Regions from separate parts of the Mus musculus genome. Here region 1 is linked to region 2. A link is a loop called in an ENCODE intact Hi-C map of the cell type or tissue named here. Cell type or tissue: left cerebral cortex. All regions are shown on one strand. Links, peaks and the distances in the headings refer to the core of each region. The heading gives the core; the rest is flanking DNA. Region 1 overlaps Fam76a (family with sequence similarity 76, member A). Region 2 overlaps Stx12 (syntaxin 12).

The links. Hi-C counts contacts between places; a loop is a spot of excess contacts. Peaks named below come from ENCODE experiments on the same cell type or tissue, not always from the same donor. Only the 100,000 strongest peaks of a DNase experiment are listed, where the experiment ranks them.
Region 1: it touches region 2 in a loop (3-fold over the local background); 14 of 42 quality-filtered maps call a loop at or near these places.

What each region holds. Positions count from the first base shown.
Region 1 is chr4:132,914,023-132,916,942 of GRCm38, forward strand. Fam76a (family with sequence similarity 76, member A) reads right to left here. Exons shown (of 9, transcript NM_145553.2): 4 at 2,097-2,249. Among named protein-coding and RNA genes, the nearest start is that of Fam76a, 7.1 kb to the right of the region's middle. In left cerebral cortex, for the core only: a CTCF peak has its summit at 1,276 (motif pointing right); no DNase peak of the experiment used is centred there.
Region 2 is chr4:132,854,706-132,857,625 of GRCm38, forward strand. Stx12 (syntaxin 12) reads right to left here. Exons shown (of 9, transcript NM_133887.4): 8 at 2,595-2,677; 9 at 1-853. The coding sequence ends at 761. Among named protein-coding and RNA genes, the nearest start is that of Ppp1r8, 13 kb to the left of the region's middle. In left cerebral cortex, for the core only: no CTCF peak of the experiment used is centred there; a DNase peak (open chromatin) is centred at 1,669.

The DNA of each region.
Region 1 (2,920 bases), core at 210-2,709, 59 kb after region 2:
TAGTCCCAGCACTCAAGAGGCACAGCCAGGCAGATCTCTGAGTTCAGGGCCAGCCTGGTCTATAGAGTGAGTTCCAGGATAGCCAGGGCCACACAGAGAAACATGGTCTTACCAAGTATCTCTGTGTCTCTAGGAATTCACTATGTCGCCCAGGGAGATTTGTCTGTCTCACCTATGTTAAAGAAGACATGTAGCCGGGCATGGTGGCGAATGCCTTTAATCCCAGCACTCGGGAGGCAGAGGCAGGCGTATTTCTGCAGGCAGAGGCCGGCCTGGTCTACAAAGTGAGTTCCAGGACAGCCAGGGCTACACAGAGAAACCCTGTCTCGAAAAAAAAAAAAAGAAGACATGTGCCATGGTATCTGGGCCAATACCTTTAAAATAAAGATGTTTTAGATTTATCTTCTTTATGTGTATGGGTGTATGGCTGCAGAGACATCTGTGTACCACAGGCAACCGGGTGCCTCTGGAGATCAGATGAGGCTGGAGTGACAGGTGTCATTAGACACTGTCATGCGGGTGCTGGGTGCTCAACCCAGCCAGAGGGGCTGAACTCCTCCCGGGGCCCCAACGTCTTTCTTATTAAACTCTAACTCTGCTGAGAGAGAGAGAGAGAGAGACAGACAGACAAACAGACAGACAGACAAGACACTGGTGGTAGCTCAGTCCTGTGTTACAGAGTGAGTTCTAAGACAGGATAAGGAGTTAAGATTCTGCCTCAAAAAAACAAAAAACAAAACAAAACAAAACAGAAATGATAGGGGCCAGCAAGGCAGCTCAGTGAATAAAAGCATCTGCTGCCAGGCCTGGGAAGCACAGAGGAGGAGGTCGGACTCCTGCAAGCCGGCCTCTGATTGCCACAGGTGTGCCTGGGGTACAAGGGCAGGCATGTGCGTGCATAAGAACACAAAAGCAAATACCCAAAATGTAATTGTAAAGGGAAGAAATAGATAGGGCATGGTGGCACAGCCCTTTAATCTCGACACTTAAGGCCTGCCTGGTCTATATAGCAAGTTAAAAGATAACCACAAGCCGGGCATGGTGATGCAGGCCTTTAATCCCAGCACTTGGGAGGCAGAGGCAGGCAAATTTCTGAGTTCGAGACCAGCCTGGTCTACAGAGTGAGTTCCAGGACAGCCAGGGTTACACAAAGAAACCCTGTCTCGAAAAACAAAAGATAGCCACAGATTCAAAGAGACTCTGTCTTTTTTTTTTTTAAAGAATCATTTATCTATTTTATGTATGAGTACACTGTAGCTGTCTTCAGACACACCAGAAGAGGGCATCAGACCTCATTATAGATGGTTTATAAGCCACTGTGTGGTTGCTGGGAATTGAACTCAGGACCTCTGGAAGAGCAGTCAGTGCTGCTAACTGAAGAGCCACCTCTCTAGTCCAAGACCCTGTCTTAAAAAAGCAAAATGGGAGACCCGATGGAGAGATGGCACAGCTGTTAAGAGTACTTGTTGCTCTTGTAGAGAACCCTGGTTTGATTCTCAGCACATACATGGTGAATACAACAGCACCCAAATCCAAGACCGGGGAGTCTGATGCCCTCTCCTGACCTTCTCCAGCACCAAGCACACATGTGGTGCACATGCATATATGCAGGCCAAACATGCACAAATAATTCTAAATAAACAAACGAACAAACAAAGCATCCCTCTCATATAAACACAATTAAAAAAGGTAACAAAATACTTTATGAGCCAGGCACACGCCTTTAATCCCAGCACTTGGGAGGCAGAGGCTGGCAGATTTCTGAGTTCGAGGCCAGCCTGGTCTACAGAGTTAGTTCCAAGACAGCCAGGGCTACAAAGAGAAACCCTGTTTCAAAAACAAAATCAAAAACAACAACAAAAAACCTTTATTTAAATAAATGTTAGAATAGTCAAGATTGGATGAATGAAGAAACAAAGTCTAACTCTTCAAGGTTGGTAACAGAGGCAGGGAAGGGTCTCAAAAGCACATCCACCTGATTTGGGCCCAACTCAACTCCTTAAGAGGAGGAGAAAGAGAAAGAGGAGAAGGAAGTCGAGGAGGAAGAAGAAGAAGAAGAAGAGGAAGGAGAGGAAGGAGAAAAACACAGCATTTACCTTCTTTCGATCATCCTTCCTGTCAAATGCACACTGCTGCTTGCACTGTTCACAGGAATATGGGGGTCCATACTTCTTCTCTGAATTTGTGCAGCGCTGGCATTTATTCCCAATAAATGCAGCAATTATGTTGCAATACTGACAAGGCTTAGGCTTAGGCAGAAAGAAAGGGCAAATTAGTATATCTTAAACCACTGGCCCATTTTTACTGCAATGATCCTACTTTGTAGTCCATGACACATGGTAAACATGTGTCCCCAATATCACCCATTTGCCCCACAGGGCTCAAATGAAGTCCAATTCTTAGCACTTAAGAAAGGAACACTCTGGGGCTTGAGAGATGGCTCAGCTGTTAAGAGCACTGACTGTTTTTCTAGAGGACCTGAGTTCAATTCCCAGTAACTACACAGTGAGTCATAACCATCTGTAATGGAATCCAATGCCCCCTTCTGGTGTGTCTGAAGAAAACAACTGTGTACTTACATACATAAAATAAACCTTTAAAAAAAAAAAAAAAAAGGCCGGGCATGGTAGCGCATGCCTTTAATCCCAGCACTTGGGAGGCAGAGGCAGGCAGATTTCTGAGTTCAATGCCAGTCTGGTCTACAAAGGGAGTTCCAGGACAGCCAGGGCTTTACAGAGAAACCCTGTCTCAAAAACAACAAAAAAAATTTAAATAAATAAATTTAAAAAAAAAAGTAACACCGCCCCCATAGGGTTGTTTTAAAGAAATAAAAATAACAACTAAAACCCACTAGAATCCATGATAAAAATTCAACAAAAAATTCAATACGACATAGCTGAGTTTGAGGCCAGCTTGGGCT
Region 2 (2,920 bases), core at 258-2,757:
CTTCCGTTCTATGCAGACAGGTGGGAGAGACCCGACTGATTGTAAGCATGGTAATGAACCGATCCTCTCTAAACAGGAGTGGGATGGCTTAGTGTTCGAGGATGGACTCTGTAAACACCAGCAGACAATAAAGGCAATTCACCTCAGACCCAGACTGTCCCACACAACCTGGCAGTGGGCCGGCTCTGCCAGGTTCTTCTCATTTTGTCTGAAGTCACGGGTGCAATGTTCTTAATCCCCAGTTATATATAGTGCCAAAATCTTACAAAACAGAAAACAGACCCCTCAGAAACAAAATCAAAATGTTAAATAATAAAAATTGCTGGCATATTGTACAGTTTCTCAGACTCTAATAGGCTGGCTCCAGATGGAAATTTATCTCAGATACTCATAAAAAGGTAAAGTTTGCGTATATACAAAAAGACAAATTTATGATGTAGTGTCACCTGTCAAAAAGAATATCCACGATGGAACTGTCAATAAACACTTGCAATAAGGGCAATCAAAATACAAGAGAAAGGAAAATACAAAGGAATAAGGTAATTCGTTATTTGACAAATGAATAGAATGTATGCATAAACTGATAAATACTGTCTCCATGGTCACTAATTCCAAGGACTAGTTAGTAGTTAGATTCTAGCTAAATTATCACAGGACACTCTGGTACACTCTCTTCTGTGGTCAGTCTGTTCTGGCAAGACTCTCTCAAGCACTTGCCCTTGAAAACAACTCAGCAGGAGGAGGCTCTGAGGCAAGCACTTCATTTAGAAGCAACCCAGATAACAACTACCAAGACTGTAACAATCACTGACAGGACAAGCACGAGGATACACATCTTCTTGCGAGATTTTTTCTGAGGAAAGAAATATTTAAAGACACTCATGAAACAAGTAGACATTTGTATACCTAAGACTCGGAGTGCGTCATCCTCTGAATCCTGCATCTCCTTGTCATTCAGAACATACTTATAGTTCACTGCTGAGATTCAGCCCAGGTCCTTGTGCATGCTAGGTAAGCGCCTCACTTCTGAGTGGCATCCCCAGCCTGGAATTAACTCTTGCCACGCATAAAGATGCAAACATCTTCTCAAAAATCTCAAGTCCACAGTTCTAAGTAGTACTGCAAGTGTCATCGTCCCCAAATACAAATTTGTGAGGGAGCTGTGCCTTTGATCTAGGTGTTATCTGCTGATGTGACTTGTCTCACAAGCCAGTCTACTCTTGAATCGGCTGGAATTACAAGCAGTGCCACAATCCCCCGTGGGAGATGGGAGCTGAGGATTTGGACTCCGGGCTCCTGTCTGCTCTAACCACTGAGCCTTCGCTCTGGGCCCTTGTGTGTGCATTTTAATAACTCACTCCACACCTATCAGATTGTATGTTTACTGTAAAATATATGAGCAGTAGAAAGAAAATAATCATCCATATGTAAGACTGTTAACATAAGATTCTACTTCTTTCTGCTCTCTTGTTTGTGTGTTTATCTTTTTGTTTGAGATAAGGTCTCACTACGTAGCCTTGGCTGCCTGGAGCTCTCTCTATAGTCCGGGTTAGCTTAATCTATAGAGATCCACTATCTTGGCCTCGGAAAGCTGGGTTACAGGCCCATGCCAGCATGCCAGGCTCCTCCCACTCCCTCATCTGTGCACATCCCCATTTGGAGTAACTGGATCAGCCTGTACATTTGGTGTTCTTCTTGTTAGCATTTAGCACAAACGCTCCTGTTCTGCTACAATCTCATCAACATCCTTTAGCTCCCACATACTACGACCCTGAGTAGATGTGATTACGCTTTTACTGCTGTGAACTAAAATCATCAGTTTTTCAAGAATACTGTTATGAAACTCAACTTCCTCAAGCATATTCCCAGGTAAAATACAGCTACCCTAGGAATACAGAAAATGACTAAAATGCTAGTTACCTCTAAAAGGTCATACAACACCATTTTTAATATCTAAAACCTCAACTATAGACTCAGAAAGAGTAGGGTGCTGTGCCACACACCTTTAATCCCAGCACATGGGAGGCAGAGGCAGGAGAATCTCTTTGAGTTCCAAGACAACCTGCTCTACAATGTGAATTCCAAGCCAGCCAGGACTACACAGTGAGACCCTGTCTCACAAAACAAAACAAAAAGACTCAAAAAAGTCATAAAGCCAGCAGAATCACCTCCATGGTGCCTGAGGCCTGTTCACCATGAGCCGTCCGTCACAGCCGGTTCTATGGCTCCATGCTCTGAGTCAGCAGTCGGCTACAGGGTCTCTGAAGCTCTGCTGTCCTGCGGCTCTTACTCTCCCAACAGTCCCCCATTTAGGATATAAGGTTAGCATCATGCTAGACTTTAGGCATCAAGCTAGCTCGTGGCATTAGCTTTATAGCCACACAGCTTCTATGTAAGTTATTCAGGATTTGATGGTATTGGAGATCTGGCTACAAAAATAAATACTAAAAATGGGACTAGAGCTGCAAACTATGACTGCCTGCATCCAGCTTAAACTCAAGCAAAAGACTGCAGCTGCCAGCAATGTGTTAACACAGCCTGGAAGTTCACAGAGTCTACAGCATAGAGTGACTTTCTTTGACTCTGGCTTTTACCTGATAGTAAGCAGCTCTTTGTAGCTGATCAGTGGCTCTTTCCACATGCACCTCCGAGCTTTCCACATTGGCTTCTATGCTATCTGTAAAACATACGATGCACATTTTAGCACATTCAGGTATTTCAATACTGAAAAAACCAAACAAGCAAATTTTTTCTTTTTTAAAAAAAGTATATAGATGTTTTATCTGCAATCTGTATACCATGTACATTCCTGGAGGGTGTTGGATCCCTCAGAACTAGAGCTACCGATGGCTATGAGCTGGTGAGTAGGTGCTGGGAATCAGACCATAGTCTTTTGGAAGGGCAGACACTGTTCTCAGCT